2 separate regions of the Homo sapiens genome follow, and region 2 is linked to region 1. The links are chromatin loops, found by intact Hi-C in ENCODE. Cell type or tissue: dorsolateral prefrontal cortex. All regions are shown on one strand. Each heading gives the region's core, and the rest is flanking DNA. Links, peaks and the distances in the headings are about the cores only.

Region 1 (8,339 bases), core at 198-8,197:
AGCTACAATCTCACTTCATAAGTTAAAAATAAACATTCATTGAATCTAAGCTACAGCTTTATGCATTGAAAACATTACCAACTTATTTACATAGCACATTAAAATTTTACAAAGCACATTTACAGGGAGAGAATTAATTTAATTTTCTTCCACACTATGTGATACAGCTCTAGTGCCAATCATAAATGACAAACCCTTAATACATTTGCCCATCTGGGCTCCTCTTTCCAAAGTACCTAAGTATCTAGTGAGGTGCAGTGGCTCATGCCTATAAATCCCAACATTTTGGGAGACCGAGGCAGAAGGATCATTTGAGCCCAGTAGTTCAAGACCAGCCTGGGCAACATAGGGAGACTCCCATCTCTACAAAAAATTAAAAAATTAGCCAGGCATGGTAGCACATGCTTGTGCTTCCAGCTACTCGGGAAGCTGAGGTAGGAGGATTGCTTGAGCCCAAGAGGCCAGGAGGTTGAGGCTGCAATGAGCCATGATCATGCCACTGCACTCAGTTTAGGAAACAGAGAGAGACCTTGTCTAAAAAAAAAAAAAAAACAAAAACAAAAACAAAAAAAACAGTTCTAAGTTGTAGTTGAAATCTGCAGTAACTGTTTAATCAATGAGCTTCTAATGGTCTTTTTATTATGATTATCAAATGTCTATGCAAACATTTCTTCCTCTGAACTTCACCCTCCTGAAAAGGGGCAACTGTGAATGACTATTCCCTTTCTATACCAGTTCCAATAGCACAGTGGAGAGGGGAGGGAAAAATAAACACACACATTTCTAACTTTCCAGCCTACTGACTGGTCTGCCCTTTCCCCTGGCCAACATCCTCAAAAATATGATAATGAAGTGGTTTGTGTGATTGTGAAAGAGTGTGTGCGTTTCCCTGGGCTGGAGCCAAGGGAGAGAAAGAAGGTATCCAAACACAGCTGCAGTTACCTCTCCCCGCTCAGTCATTTCAGGGAAATGGACTCAGCATATCTGGAAGGAGGTCAACTGGGGGACAAAATAAAAGGCTCTCTTGGTTGGTTGGTTCTGCACAGATCCTGAAAGCAGGCTTCAGGCCTATACTATAACAATCCCTCTGACTTTGGCAATAAAATGAAGGAGAAACATCACAGAAAATACCAAAGGAAGAACCAGTCAAATCCCATTATCACAAACTCCCAGAAATTTGTTTAATTATTTTAATATTTTCAATATAGCTGACTGGAGTGAACATTAGTTAACATGAGTAAGTGATAAATTGGATCTAAATTGTCATTTGTATCTATAGAGATGTTGCTATAAAGAAGTATGTCCAAGTTAGATTTTCACCTAGGCAGGTTGGGAAAAAAAAGATGAAAAAATATGTGCATTCTAACTATTTTCTACAAACTATATACATAGTAGATTATTCCATTGTTGACACTTCTGAATCATATGGCCATGGAAATTAAGGGGATCCCTTAATTGAACCCCTCAATTGAAAGAGGAGCAAACTAAAGCACAGAGTACATTGTCCATATAAACAACCACTTAGGGCTGCCATCTTCAATGGGAAGGTCTCTCTCAAGTTATAGACTGAAATCTAAGTCTGGCCCAGCATTCACTGGGCACCTTATTTTCTACCTACATTTTCATAAGATGTATCACAAACTTCAGCAATTATTTGTTGTGTACTATCTGCTATATATTTATGCAAGTTAACATTGAAATAATAAAATGAGAAGCCATTAGACAGGAACCCTGGGTTCCTACCTAAGGAAACTAAAACCTAGCTCAGCCTCATTTCATGCAAGAGGCTAATTTAAAAGAAATGAAACTTAAGCTCAACCAATCACATAGCCAACTGGGCATTGATTATTGTCTTGAACTTCCCACCAAGATAGTCCAAATAGGGCAATTTTCCAAACTTCAACCAATCAAATAATTTCTTTGCTCTGCTTTCTCATTCACCCTGTAAAAGCTTTTCCATCAACCACCTCTGCTGAAGCCCTGAACCACTTCCAGTCTAGAGCTGTCCAATTCATGAATTGCTGTCTGCCCAAATAAACTCTTTAAAGGTTTAATCTGCTAAAGTTTCTCTTTTAACATTAATCTTCTATTTAACATTACTATAAACTCCTTGAAGGCTACCACTATGGCAAAATGATTCTGAATCCTCCTGCTCCTGACACCTCCTGGGAACAGTGCTGAAAATCCAACATTGACTAAACCCCTTTCATTGGCAAATAGGCCCAGAGGGGCCAAGATGAGGGAGACAGACTCAAAAAAGCTCTTGTCCTCCTAAAGTTTAAAATGGAACAGGCAGAGCAACCTAAACAGCTCTAATACAATTTGCCATGGTAAAAGTATAGACAGTTCTGTGTGAATGCAGGTAACAGGGAGACTAATTCACCTGAGAGTATCTGACAAAAGATACTCAAAATATGATCCAAGAGCCAGCTCTCATTATTACTCCATATGAAATAAGTTCAGAAATTGAGAGTATTTATTTAGAAACTCTTACAGCAATTGACAAAGTAGAAATTCTACCTGCTGAATCTCATAATAAAAAATTACAACTTGTGCTTTGTGCTTTGTATGTCTGTGAGCAGATTGGAAATTTTCAAAAAAAAAAAAAAAAAAGGGAAAAGGAAGGAAGAGAGAAAAGGAAATTGGCCCTTCTGCACAAAGAAGTTGAGAAGAGTGGTCTTCAATGAATCAGGCTTGACCTAGTCCTTGCAGATGAGTAAGACTTCCACAGCTAACTATGTGAAAGAAGGGTGGAACGAGGACAGTCAGCAGCATCTATTCAGAAGGGGGGATTCCGGGAACAAATGAAGACAAACACAACTTGTGCAGTTGGAAGATATGAAGTGTGAGTATCCATGGACGTGTGGGAAGAGAACTCAGCATTAGTGAATGACGCAAAGGTTGGGAGATTTTATTCCAACCTGAAGAGTTTGCATCTCATAATGTTGGCAAGCAGAGAGCTATGAAAAGCTTTCAACTGGGAAGTGCTATAATAGAATCTGCACATGGATAAAGGATGTTCAGTAGCTACTTGCTAATTGAACTATTGCACATTTGCTATAGGGACTGTAAACTCAAATGCTTACCTAGGCCAGGCAGGTTCCATGCATAGGAAGGCAAGGTTATCAATCTAGCAAGCACTTGCCTCATCTAATGGGGCATCTACTACTCAGATCTTTCCAGCTGTTTTCATCTGGAGATGCACACCCAGTGTGCCACATCTCCAATTTTTCAAGAGAAGCTGAAAAGCTGGGTTTATATGGTAACTTCTAAATTACACATTAGCACTAACTTTAAAATTTTTTGGCCAAACAAAACAGGTCTGCGTGTTGGGTTTGTGGTCTAGTCCCCAATTTGCATTAGCACTAATTTTAAAAATTGTTAGAAGATACTATGAATTACACATTATCACTATGTTAAAGATTGTTAGAAGACACTATGAAGGCCAAACATGCTGGATTTTTTGTCCAGACCCCCAATTTGCATCTCTGTTTTAGCACAGAATAAAGAGAGGGAGGCACGGTGGCTCATGCCTGTAATCCCAGCACTTTGGGAGGCCAAGGTGGATGGATCACCTGAGGACAGGAGTTTGAGATCAGCCTGGCCAACATGGCAAAATCCCGTCTCTACTAAAAATACTAAAATTAGCCTAATGTGGTGGCACGCACCTGTAATCCCAGCTACTCAGGAGGCCGAGGCAACGAGAATCGCTTGAACTCAGGAGGCAGAGGTTGCAGTGAGCCAACATTGCACCACTGTACTCCAGCTTGAGTGACAGAGTGAGATTCTGTCTCAAAAAAAAAAAAAAAAAAGAGAGAGAGGAGAGAGAGAGGACTGTTACATCTGTCAAAGTGATCAACTGCTCCTCGTGTATTTTTTGGTCCCCAAAGCATACAGAGATTATTTTTAATACTCATGATGTGATGTCTGCACTGCCCTGTGTTGCTCTGTTTTCAAGGATGATTGCTGGCCTTACTGATTACCGCTGGTGTGTACTGATGTGCCCTAGTCTCGTATATACCTAAAATTCCTTCTTACACGGTTCAGCAGCAAAAATTATGTGCAATTAAATCATCCTTTATAGCTTTACAGCCTGTACTTCCATCACGAAGGGGTAGAGCAGTGTGTGATTCTTATTGCCTTCATCCCTTAAAGCCAGAGCACTTGTCATTCCTGGACCAAAACTGGGTGTCTCCATCCAGCCTTCAGTGGAATAGTGCTTCTTTCTGCCAGAGCATTTCACTATTCCCTTTTCTCTGAGGATTCTTGTGCACCTAATGTTGCCTGGGCTTGATTTCAGTCAAGATAAAGGCAGTATCGAGATGCAGCTTGTAGCCCCTTTAGGAAGCTTCCAAATTACGGGGCACTTAGAAAGGAAAAAGTTTTTCTTCCAATAGTTTCAGAAAAGAAAAAAGTCTGCCAGTAAATTTTAAATGTGTTTGTTAGAAAGCGTGGTGGGGGGTGAAGAGGAGAGGGAAATAAAAAGAATCAATAAAAACCCTCTTCCCAGCTGTTCATTCCACAGCCTGCATAAAGAATACACATCTTTTTGATTAAAGTGCAGCTTTCATGCCCTTCTCTGGCAGGCTGCCAAGCTGGCTTAAGGTGAGGTCTGCTATTTTAAGGTGGAATTGTTTGCATTTGACTTGAAAAGACTCATTATTCCATAGCTCACTTTTTCACACTGCCTCAGAGGGGAAGCAGCAATTTAAACCTGAAGAAACAATATGGAGGAAATGACCCTCGGCCCCTCAGGGAGAGTTTAAAAAACAAAAATCCAAATAACCTAATTCCACAGCTTTCACCATTCCCAGTGGCACTTCCTATGGTTCCAAGAAACTTAAATTCGACTTGATAGGGTTAAATGTCCGTAGACACTGACATCATAAATTCCCACAACAGACATTGTAAAAATCACTAAATCTTCAGATTTACTTAGTTTAGGTGGACTTTTTTGTTCATTTATCTTGTAAATGTATCCACTCAGAAATCCATATAACTGCTCAGACTTTGAATTGATTCCAGCAAAGGATAAACATTGTGGATTGCTAGCTGAGGTTTTTTTTTTTAAGCCTGGTTGGTTTTATATTTTTTTCACAAAATATCTTGGTCTTTTAGCCTGGGAAGTCATTGAGTCTGTGTCTGAAAAACAAATCACTGCACACATGCACAAATATGGCCAAGCTGTGCCATTAACCCTAAAATATGGCTGCCTGTCTCCGCTCCTCTGCTGTTCTAGAACACTTAGCTGGGCTCACTTCCTCTTAGCCAAGATGTGCTCCCTGCATTAGAATTGCCTGAGTTAATTATTGGATTTCTTAACCAACCCATTGTATAATTTGTTAGCCTCAAATCTTTTTGGAAGTATTAATTATTGGCTGTCTTTGTGTGCCCGGAGTTTGTGAGGCACTTAGTATGTTTTTGACCACCTGTAAGCCAAAAATAAAACTGTAAGCCCCTCCAAGTGAATGCAGGGATTCCCTCTCCACCAAGGAAATTCCAAAGAAATCTGAAGAACTAGTTCAGGTTGTGACAGGAAGGAATCATTATGCTCTCTCCCTTTCAGAGTTTAGACACAGCTGACCAGCATTAACATTAAAATAGAACAGGCATTTGTTTCTTTGTTGTTTGTTTGTTTGTTTTGGAGACAGGATCTCACTCTGTCACCCAGGCTGGTGTACAATGGCATCATCAGGGCTCGCTGCAACCTCAACTTCCCAGTCTCAGATGATCCTCCCACCTCAGCCTCCCAAGTATCCGGGACTACAGGTGCACACCATCATGCCCAGCTAATTTTTTTGTATTTTTTGTAGGGACAAGGTTTTGCCATGGTGCCCAAGCTGCTCTCAAACTCCTGGACTCAAGCAATCCACCCACCTCAGCCTCCCAAAGTGTTGGGATTACAGGTGTGAGCACTGAATCTTGGCCTGAAACGCAGCCAAGAACAGATTCTTTGTAGCAATAATACAGCAAATTCCAACCTGACTCTAGTATAATATCACATAACAGATAAAGAAGGATATCAAAATATTTTACACCAAATTATGTTTCTTTGCCATATTTTGAAATGGTCCCGCAAAGCCATTTTTTGTGGGGAAACTTTTGCATCTGTAAAGAATCTCTGTTAACTTAACATAACTAGATCTTTCCCCTTCCAGCCCCCTCAACCCTGAAGAGATTAACTGAGAGTCAAATACCTTTTAAAGGTCTAAATAGGAAACATTTGCCATCTATTGTCTCTAAGGGCAGCAACCTCTGTGATATCTTCTACTAATAAGAACTTTGGTCTCCACAACCCCTTATCTTAACCCAGACACTTCTTTTTATTGATTCCAGGTCTTTAAATAATAACTAACTCTTTCAACCAATTGCCAATCAGAAAATCTTTGAATCCACCTATGACCTGTAAACTCCACTCCACCACACCCCAAGCCATCCCTCACCACCCTCTATGCCACCCCCACCTCACTTCCACTTTGAGTTGTCCCGCCTTTCCAGACCGAACCCATGCATCCCTCACATTATATTCATTGATGTCTTATATCCCCCTAAAATGTGTAAAATCAAGCTGAAGCCCAACCATTTTGGGCACATATGTTCTCAGCACCTCGTAAGACTGTGCCTTAGGTGACGGTCACTCACATTTGGCTTAGAATAACCCTCTTCAAAGATTTTACAGAGTTTGACTCTTTTCATCAACTCTTTTCATCAACATACCTTTTAGCAAGATGGTGTCTCATAAATATAAAGCAGGAATTTTAAGTTTATTTTTTCCCTTCTTATCCAAATCTCACTGTTCTTTTGTTATTATTAGCACTTGGAACTGATATTTGAATATTTCCCCATTGCACTGTAATAATGCACAACAATCTGCGTGTATCTGGTACAGAATGATCGTTTTCCAGAAACAGAGAGAGGGTTCTTTGTCTTGTGATATAAAGAAAATATAGTCATAAATTAAAATGTCTATGCTATTGTTAATTTTTTAAAACTATAGAACAAAACAATTCCACACAGAGTAGATGGGAAATGAAATGGAATACTTTTCCTCACCTAGATTAGATGATTTCACTTTTCCCATTCTGTCTATTTCCTTTCTATGTCTTCTCTCAAGTTGTAAAGTTTCTTTTAAAAAATAATTTTTTAAATAAATAAACAGTTTGAATTTAACACATGCAAGAAGGGCTTTGATATAACTGCTCACAACACACTGGTGGAAATCACTGAGTTGTAGGGACAGCTCTATAAAACATTTCTGCAAGGCAATGGAATAATTTACTTTCTTCAAAAGACTCAGTCAAGTCCTTTTAGCTCCCAGAAGAGTACAATCTACCTCAGTTAAAAGATGAGAAGAGAGTCACTAATGGCTTTGGGCAGAAACCTTCCTATGTCAGTACCTGGAAAGGGTTACCCTGGGCCCAGGTGTGGCCTCAGCTTCACTACACACATTATGTCAGTAAATCATCGATTTTTAGTGTTAGTTCCCATTTGAGAATTAAAGCAAAGGTCATGAGTTTCTTCCTATGTAAATATACATATGTCCATGTATCACCAAAGCCCTTTCCTGGACCCCACTACCCAATTTTTAAGTTTGCCCAGAGGTGATATGTCTCTGGAGCTAGATTCATGCAAAGCAAACCCAAAGTCTGATTTACTAAGCCAGAATGCCAATTTACTCATTTAGAACTGGCGACATGGCTTGGCCCAGGAGTTAGGCCAACTGTCTGCACATTCCCTTTTGGTAGGTAGAGCTACACAGAAAATCAAATTACAGATCCGAAGACTTCCTGGTGATTTTAGAAATAGAACAGAGGAGGTGGATGTTATCATGCAATAGCAGCCTGATCAATTTCTCTTCTCCATTCCAAGGATATTTGTGTCTACCTTCCAACCTCAGAGTCCCCTCTCCCCTAGATGCTGTTTGTCAAATTCCAGTATACAGAGGGGAGGGGCTCGGAAGATAAGTCTGTCTGTCACTTGCATAAAATTATTAAGCCAAACAAGTTAAATGCAACTCAGAGTGTGGCAGATTTGGGGACCACTCCAATCATTTCTTCTTCAGGATGTGTTCCTTTTGAGGATTTCAGAATTACTTTATTAGTAATGAGTACACATTTCTTCTGCAGCTGGCTATAAATGGAATGTTTTTAGTTTACGTTTCAAAGAGAGAATTCGGCCTGAGTTTTTCTGTAAGTCTTCTGAGCTCATCTTGGTTGGTAATTATCAGCTACCATGCATCAACTATAGAGTTGACCCTAGTGCTTATTTGCCGTAATACAGAGCAACCATGGCACAGATCATCTAAAGCAGCTGTTTAAACGCACGTATGGTATTTTTCA
Region 2 (8,339 bases), core at 94-8,093, 120 kb after region 1:
GGATGTAAAAACCTTGTGCAAAACCATCTATAAATATAAAGTTTTATTATTATGAGCTCCTATAATACAAGAATTCTGGTTGACCACCTCTGAGCTGGCTACTAGAATTTCCTCATTCCTGAACAGGAGAACTTTAGCTAAGAGTAAATTAGTAAGCGCTCAGGTAAAACAATTGTAAGAGAGCAGAAAAGGCTGGGCGCGGTGGCTCACGCCTGTAATCCCAGCATTTTGGGAGGCTAAGGCAGGTGGATCATGAGGTCAGGAGTTTGAGACCAGCCTGACCAACATGGTGAAACCCCATCTCTACTAAAAATACAAAAATTATCCGGGTGTGGTGGTGCGCGCCTGTAATCCCAGCTACTCAGGAAGCTGAGACAGGAGAATCACTTGAACCCAGGAGGCAGAGGTTGCAGTGAGCCAAGATTGCGCCGTTGCTCTTCAGCCGGGGCAAGAGAGCAAGACTCCATCTCAACCAAAAAAAAAAAAAGAGAGAGACCAGGAAAACAAAAGTATCCTTTGTCAGAAGCTGAAAGTGAACCAGTACCATGTTGAATCTGTCAATACAAGACAGAAGGACAAAATATCATTGTCCTTCTAAATTTTGCTTGCATTTTACTGACAATCTGGTTACTAAATTGTTAGATACAGAATTAACTCTTACGTACTTGGTCTAGCAATGGACCAAATTAAATTAATAGATAAGAAGCAAGTTGCAAAAATTCCCGAGCTATCTTCTTCTTCTTTTGTACCATTTTACATGGCATCAAAATCTGTTCCAGTTACTAAGGACACATATGAATTTACCCCACAACTCAGTGGCATGAAACAGCAATGTGTCATGCTCACAGATTCTGTAGAGGAAATTGGACAGGACACTGTGGGGACAGCTTGTCTCTGATCCACAACGGTCTGGGGTCTCAGATGGAAGATTCAAAGACTGGGAGCTGAAATCATCTGAAAGCGTCTTCACTCGTGTCTACTGTACAATGGTGGCACTCAGCTGAAGACCTTAGTTCCTCTCTATATTGGCCTCTCCATGCAAGTTAATTTTGCTTCCTCAGAGCATAACAGCTGAGTTCCAAGGACAGGTGTCCTGAGAGAGGAATCAGATGGAGGCTGTATCCTCTCTATGGCCTTAGCCTTGGAAGTCACATAGCATCACTTCTGCTGCATCTGTTGATCAAAAATGGAAGTTTCTGTCTTGATCCAAACCCAGAAAATATAAATCTCAGCATTAAATAAGAAGGTGTCAGTTACAATTTAAGAAATGCATGTGGCACTCAGATATGTATATTTGTATGGCCATCTTTGGAAAATACAATCTACCACACTCTGTATTTGTGTGACTTCTCTCAATGAACCTACAAAACAGATGCTTTCATTCTCTTCATTTCACAGATAGAAAATTAAACCCAAACAAGTTTAACAACTTGGCCAAATTAACACTTGATTATAAGAACATCTATTAGTAAACTTACCCATGTTTGAACTTTGTTGATACGAAGAGGTTCCTCCTCCCATGGCCAGAGATGATTTTTAGTTTCCATGTTGAGCCACTGTTTCCTTTTTTTCTTTTTTGAGATAGGGTCTCACTTTGTCACCCAGGCTGGAGTGCAGTGGTGCCATCTTGGCTCACTGCAGACTTGACCTCCCAGGTTCAAGCAATCCTGCTTCAGCCTCCCAAGTAGCTGGGACTATAGGCACGCACAGCCACACCCGGCTAATTTTTGTACTTTCTGTGGCGACAGGGTTTCACCATGTTGCCCAGGCTGGTCTTGGACTCCAGAGCTCAAGAAATCCACCCGCCTCGGCCTCCCAAAGTGCTAGGATTACAGGCGTGAGCCATGGCCACCCGGCCTGAGCCACTGTTTTCTATCATGTCTCAAGTTTCACTGTCTAAGATCCGACACATGACTTGAAGACTTACCCCTTTAAATTTTCCTCTTATTTTAACAGCTTTTGGGATTCTACTGGAAGTTTGTACAGCGTAGTGGTACCAGGAATAAGCATTGGAGGCAGATAAACATGGCTTTAAATCCTGGCTCTACCACTTCTTGTTTAGATGCAGCAAACACATTACTTACCCTTGGTAAGCCTCCCTCCCAACAGGGATAATAATAAGCTTCTCGAACCTGGTACAGAAGGTGCATATTAATAGAATAAGTAAAATATCACTGACACCTGTCCCCACATTCTTATGCCACTCCCTAGGAACTTTCATCTAATTATAACTAGAAGTTCTCAGATGGTGTTTCATGAGTGCTTACAAATGAATCACCATTGATGCTAACAGTAGGCTTCCTCTTCTGATCCAGACGCCTTCATGGTGGATGGTCTCAGGAAGTCACTGAGGGCAGTACCTCATCACTACCTTGATTACAGATGCTCCCCTAAAACAAGGCTGTCTCCTAATGAGACTACATAGCAGCAATCTCTCAGGATGCTGCAGAGGCACGGTATTCGGTTTATCATTGGGAGTAATGCCCCCTCCACCCTTCCACTTGGGTCACAGAGACACATAGTTTTTTCTGCTTTTGCTAGCAATTTCTCTCTCTAGAGGACTTGCATATTGATCCTTAGAGCCAGGAGATAACACACCTTTCTGTGCTCTCAAAGTCTACACAACCAACCCTCTTCCTCCTCCAAACTTGCCTTCCTTTCTTCAGCTAAAAGCAAAAGCACAACACAACTTACACCAGTCCCTTCTTCTGAGATCTGTTCATCGCTTTACAGATTCTCCTACACCCGTTAATACGCACACTGTGCTTTATGTGCTCACTCTCAACTGCACTTCCTTCTTTCTCTCTGATTTTATGTCCCAATCAGCCTCTCTCATCTCTCTTTTTTTTTTCTTGCTTTTATAAATCATGGGGCCAGGCGTGGTGGCTCACACCTGTAATCCCAGCACTTTGGGAGGCTGAGGCAGGTGGATCACTTGAGGTCAGGAATTCAAGACCAGCCTGGCCAACATGGTGAAACCCCATCTCTACTAAAAATACAAAAATTAGCCAGGCACGGTGGCGAATGCCTGTAATCCCCTCTACTCAGGAGCCTGAGGCAGGAGAATCTCTTGAACCCAGGAGGCAGAGGCTGCAGTGAGCCAAGATCGCGCCACTGCACTCCAGCCTGTTTACAGAGCAAGGCTCCATCTTCAATAAATAAATAAATAAATAAATAAATAAATAAATAAATAAATAAAGGTACCTCCACGTAGGAATGAGCTTCACTCAACTACTTTCTATTAGAGTTGCTATAGTCCTGGTTTGCCCAGTCTTGGCACCCAAATTTTATTACTTAGATCCTCCCAATGATGACAAATATATGTAACATTATCAGGGAGGGTTCTTTAACTGCAGACTTCATTTAAAAAGAGGAAAAAAAGAATGTTTTGAGACTGACTCAAACCCCATTGTGGAACGAGAACTACATACAATTTATATGTCAAGAAGTTAAGCTGAATTGAATATATAGTTAATTGCAAAAGGTATTCAATATAGAACTGATAATAGCATACAATCCTACACAGCTAAGAGAATTTTTTTTAATTGGCCAGATGTGGCTGAGGGGAGTGTCTGCCCTGGTCCCCTGCAGCTGTCCTTCCTCTGTCTTTCATATCTGGCTCTTCCGTTGCCCTCTGCTGAGTCCCTCTGTGTCTGTGTCTCACACCATCTGGATTGAAGGGGTCACTCTCCTGTGTCAAGACTTTTCATGCCAATTATTTAATGCCATTTCTCCATCTGAAATTATTCAAAGTTCACTTTTAATTCAAATTCCCCATGGAATCCATTTGTCAGGAGGTTGCTTTCTCCAAATATGTTCTGCAAACTGTCATCTCTGGCTGCTTGCTGTCATAAATAGACGTTAGTCTCTATTTCCTGTGCTGTTCCCAAGAGAAGTGTCATATAGCTCCAGGCTTTTTGGTGGGAAGAGAGCTACTTCCAGTGTGGATACTACAAGAAAAGCTTCCCTTGTTGCCCAGCTCTCTGATACTTCCTGTGTTTCCATGGCAAACTTCCCTCTTGGATGCAGCTGCTTAGGAGGGGCGGGGAGAAGGGAACTGTTTAACCATTTTGTTCCCATCACATGCCTCTTATACGTTCAATTTTCCCCTGCACACTACATGTGACTCCCGTCCTTGTCCCCTTTTTAAGCACGTACCCACCCCCCATCCCCCGCCTCCAGACACACACAACAAACATTTCTTTCAGCTCACTCAAATATGTGGAGTTACTCGCTTAACCCGTGGAAAATGCTATCCTTTTGGCAGGAAAATGCTGGATTCATGATAGTGCCACTAGAAAAGCATTTTTTTAACTTCTCCATTTCCAGCACATCTTGGTTCTAGCAGAATGAGTAGGTCCTTGAACCCCAAAGCCAGGGCTGGTGGTCACCCTAGGAAGTCACCTGTAGCGGTAAAAACCAATGCGTGTAATGGGGATAGTATTTTTGGCATTTTGAATATTTTCATTTCCCCCTTAAATCATGCACCTTCACAACCTCAGCATCCAAGCTTAGCCAAAAAGCGCATTGCCTCAGGGAATAAGAGGCCATTGATTATCTTTGAGTCATAAATCTGACTTTTGTAAGTCCACATCAAAACAATTGTCACGAAAGCCAAGCTTTGGGTAGACAGAAAAGGCCATTCTAAGTTCCCTTAGCCTCTATTTAGCATAGTAAGAGCCAAGCCTGGCAGACCAGAGGGCATCACATGCCTTGGGTAGGGAGAACGAACTCTGGAGAGAACACAGAAAAAAATAAAAACTGCCTTTTCAGCCCTGCTGCATTGCAGGAAGCAAAGGAGGCAGCAAATGGGACCAAGCATCATGGCTCCTCCCTGTCCCTGTCCCCACAAGGGGCTGCAATTCTAGAATGGGGCTTACATTGGTTTAGAGGAAAGCCAAACAGAGAGTGTTTTGCCTCATTTCCCATTTGAGACTCATAGCAAACTACCATAGAATAGCTGCATCAGAGAAACACTTCGTTTATGCAGAAGGAGGGCCTGAATTTAGCCCCCAGAGGCTCTCTTGGTCCCCAAGTATCCTATCTGACCATTTCCACCTGCCCTGAGATAGGAAGTAGGCTGTATCTGAAGGTACCAGGTAGAGCGCTTACTCTGGGCTTGCTGTTGGGAATCAGAAGGGAGCCTGCTAGACCAGAGGATGAGGTGGGAGTAACAGCCTGTCCTCAAGAATGAAAGTGGCATCAAATCAGCAGCGAGAACAACCAAGTCCAACCAAACCAAGAGATTATAGAGCAGGAGTCTGACAGCTCCCAATTTCAGCTGCCCAGCAGCAGGGAAAGTAGAGCGGGAATGAAAGAGACAGCAGAGCAGAGGACTGAGGAGCCAGGGAAGGACAGACATGGGCCTGGGAACCCTCTTTCCCACTGCCACCAGGTCAGCCAGTCTTCCTCCTGCTATCTACTGAAAAATCATCTCAGAAAAAGAAGATGAGAAGAAAATCTGGAATTCTTTTATTTCAAAATCACTTTGTTGTGGTATAATTGACATACAAAAAGCTGTACATATTAATTGCAAAAAGCTCAGTGAGTTTGAGGTTAAATATATACTGTGAAACCATCACTACCATCAAGGCCATAAACATATCTGTTGCAATGGTTTGAATGTCCCCTTCAAAACTCATGTTGAATCTCAATCCCCAATATGGCAGTATTGAGAGGTGGGGCCTTTAAGAGGTGATTGGGTCATGGAATAATCCACTTTTAGATTAATGGATTAATTCATTAATGGGTTATCATGGGAGTGGCTTTATAAGAAGAGGAAGAGTGACTGAAGCTAATACGTGAGCATGCTCAGCCCCTGGCCATATGATGCCCTGCGCCACCTTAGGACCGCAGAGTCCCCATCAGCAAGAAGGCCCTCACTAGATGCAGCCTCTCTACCTTGAACTTTTCAGCCTCCATAACTGTAAGAAATAAATTCCTTTTCTTTATAAATTACCCAGTTCCAAGTATTCTGTTATATGCAACAGAAAACAGACTAATACACCTATCACCTCCCCCACAAAGTTTCTTCCTGCCACTTTTATTATTTTGTGTGTGTATGATAAGACTTAATGTAAGATCTATCTTCTTAGCAAATATTAAGTATATGATACAATACTGTCAACCATAGGCATTATGCTGTATACTAGATCTCCAGAAGTTATTTATTTTGCGCAGCTGAAGCTTTGCCCTTTAACTATCATTTCCGCACGTCTCTATCCCCCATTCCACTCTCTGCTCCAACTTTGATGATTTTAGATCCCACAGATAAGTAAATCATATTGATTACCCAAAAGATACTGTCACCCACATTTGCAAGTTGTTTTTTCACCCTGTGGTGAGCAGCTTCTACGGCTCCCAATGATCTCCACTTCCTGCTACTCCTGCCCTTGTGTGATCTACTCCCCTTGCGTGTGGTTTGGACTTAGTGATTTGCTTCTAACAAATGGAATTTGAAAGATTCTGGCTTCCAATTTGCTCACCTCTCTTTCTCTCTTACTTGCTCACTCTGATGAAACAAGTACCATATTGGCAAGCAACTGAGGGAGGATTCTGGCCAACAGCCAGAGAAGAACAGTCCAGCAACCCACGTAGAACAGAGTCCTGCCACATGACAAGGTATGAGCTTAGAAGAGGACTGTCCCTCTGTCTAGGGTTCAGATAAAACCCAGATAAGATAACCAGTTCAGCACAGTTTGCCCAGGATGTCTCCAGTTTTAGCACCAGAAGCCCCACATCCCAAGAAACCACTCAGTCTTGAGCAACCCCAGACAGTTGGTCACCACAGACTGACCTGTAGATGGCCCCTTGAATGTGCCCTTGGGAGAGACCCTGAGCCAGAGAACCTAGTAAGGCCACACTCAGATTTCCGACCTACAGAAATTGTGGGATAATAAATGTTTATTCTTTTAAGCTGCTAAACTCTGGGGTAATGTATCATGCAGCATTGCAGATATTGAAAACTAACATCCTTGTTCTTACCCAAAAGATTGAAAGATCAAGAGAAATGTTAAATCAGCTATAGAACAATAAAGAAGCTGCATTTTCTTTGTACATCTGCATGCAGCGTGAGTTAAATTAGCAGCCTCATCACGAGTGTACTCCACATCCTGAGTGTGACTCAGGAACACAGTTTTTAGCAAGAATGAAGAATTAGGTACGTCCCTTATCTTCAAGGAGTTTAAAATCAAATCACAAAATCCAGACATAGTCACCTGACAGAGATTAAAGACTCAACAGGGGCTCAGAAGTTGCTACCACAAACTTCATCTTTCTTCTGGAGAATCCATACACAGATCAAATGAATCTTCCTAGTCATGCAGTGAAACCTGGAGGTAGACCCAGAACTAAGATTTCTCGCTATCTCAGGAAGCAAGTATATCATCAAGCCAATACAGAATACGGGAGTGAGAACTCATCAACTTTTCTCCTGTCACAGGAAAGTTGGCTTCACCTAACCAATCTACTACATAGCAGTCAGCTCTAAACTATGCAGATGGATACTTAACAAATGCATATGAGAACAACAAGAGAATAAGTTAAGATCCTGAGTGTTTCAGTGATAAGTCTCCAGCTATCATAGGCAGTGGCTGAATGATTAGTTACAGGCATGAAAAAAATATGCCATAAAGGTCAATACAAATGCTCCAGTGCCAATTGAGATAAAAGTAACCATAGCCACAAATATTTATACAGTATTGTACAGCTCAGAAAGACTTGCCTACTTTTTACGTCAAAAGTTTTTACACTTCAACTCTGAAAAGTAGTTAGGCCTGAAAGAATTCTTTTCATTGCCATTTGATAAAGAAGAAAAATTGAATCTTTAAAGATTGAAATGATTTTTCCAAGACCTCAGAACTGCAATTCACACCCAGACATCTCCTAGTGCAAAGTGCTGCTCACTTTCCTCCTTCTCAGTGGAGAGAAAATGGAAACATTCATGAATTATCAGTTTCCTGCTTTCACTAGGAAATGATGTAGGAAGCACCGTGGAAGGCAGACAGAGTCTATAATGCATGTTTATGGAAACAGCAGAACTATTATACATTATTGTGGGAATTGTTTTTCTCAAGTCCTAGAGTCCCTGAAACACTGCTTTAGTAATAATGACTGTTTAGCTCCAGACTTATAATAACTTTTTTAGTAAAGTATCAAAAGAATAGAAAATCTAGAATTACTGAGAATAATTTGTGTTAGACATTTGAAAAACATATGTCAAAAGCACATCTTTTAATGAGCGCCCTGAAGAACTGTAACATTCAAACTCAACATATAATGATTGAGTCTGCCTCAGAGAAGTTGTACAATAGTTTTCTAAACCGTGCTGTTAAAATTGG

The links. A loop is a pair of places that touch in the nucleus more often than their neighbours do. Peaks named below come from ENCODE experiments on the same cell type or tissue, not always from the same donor. Only the 100,000 strongest peaks of a DNase experiment are listed, where the experiment ranks them.
Region 2: a loop joins it to region 1, with 2.4 times the contacts of the local background. A loop is called at or near these places in 5 of 110 quality-filtered maps.

What each region holds. Positions count from the first base shown.
Region 1 is chr3:177,607,760-177,616,098 of GRCh38, reverse strand. All of the region lies in intron 2 of LINC00578 (long intergenic non-protein coding RNA 578), which reads right to left. Among named protein-coding and RNA genes, the nearest start is that of LINC00578, 170 kb to the right of the region's middle. RefSeq lists an enhancer at 5,288-5,928. In dorsolateral prefrontal cortex, for the core only: no CTCF peak of the experiment used is centred there; DNase peaks (open chromatin) are centred at 900 and 4,587; H3K27ac peaks cover 247 bases.
Region 2 is chr3:177,487,156-177,495,494 of GRCh38, reverse strand. The region is part of intron 1 of LINC00578 (long intergenic non-protein coding RNA 578); the gene reads right to left. Among named protein-coding and RNA genes, the nearest start is that of LINC00578, 49 kb to the right of the region's middle. RefSeq lists an enhancer at 7,306-7,807. In dorsolateral prefrontal cortex, for the core only: no CTCF peak of the experiment used is centred there; DNase peaks (open chromatin) are centred at 4,024 and 4,704; H3K4me3 peaks cover 1,311 bases; H3K27ac peaks cover 3,037 bases.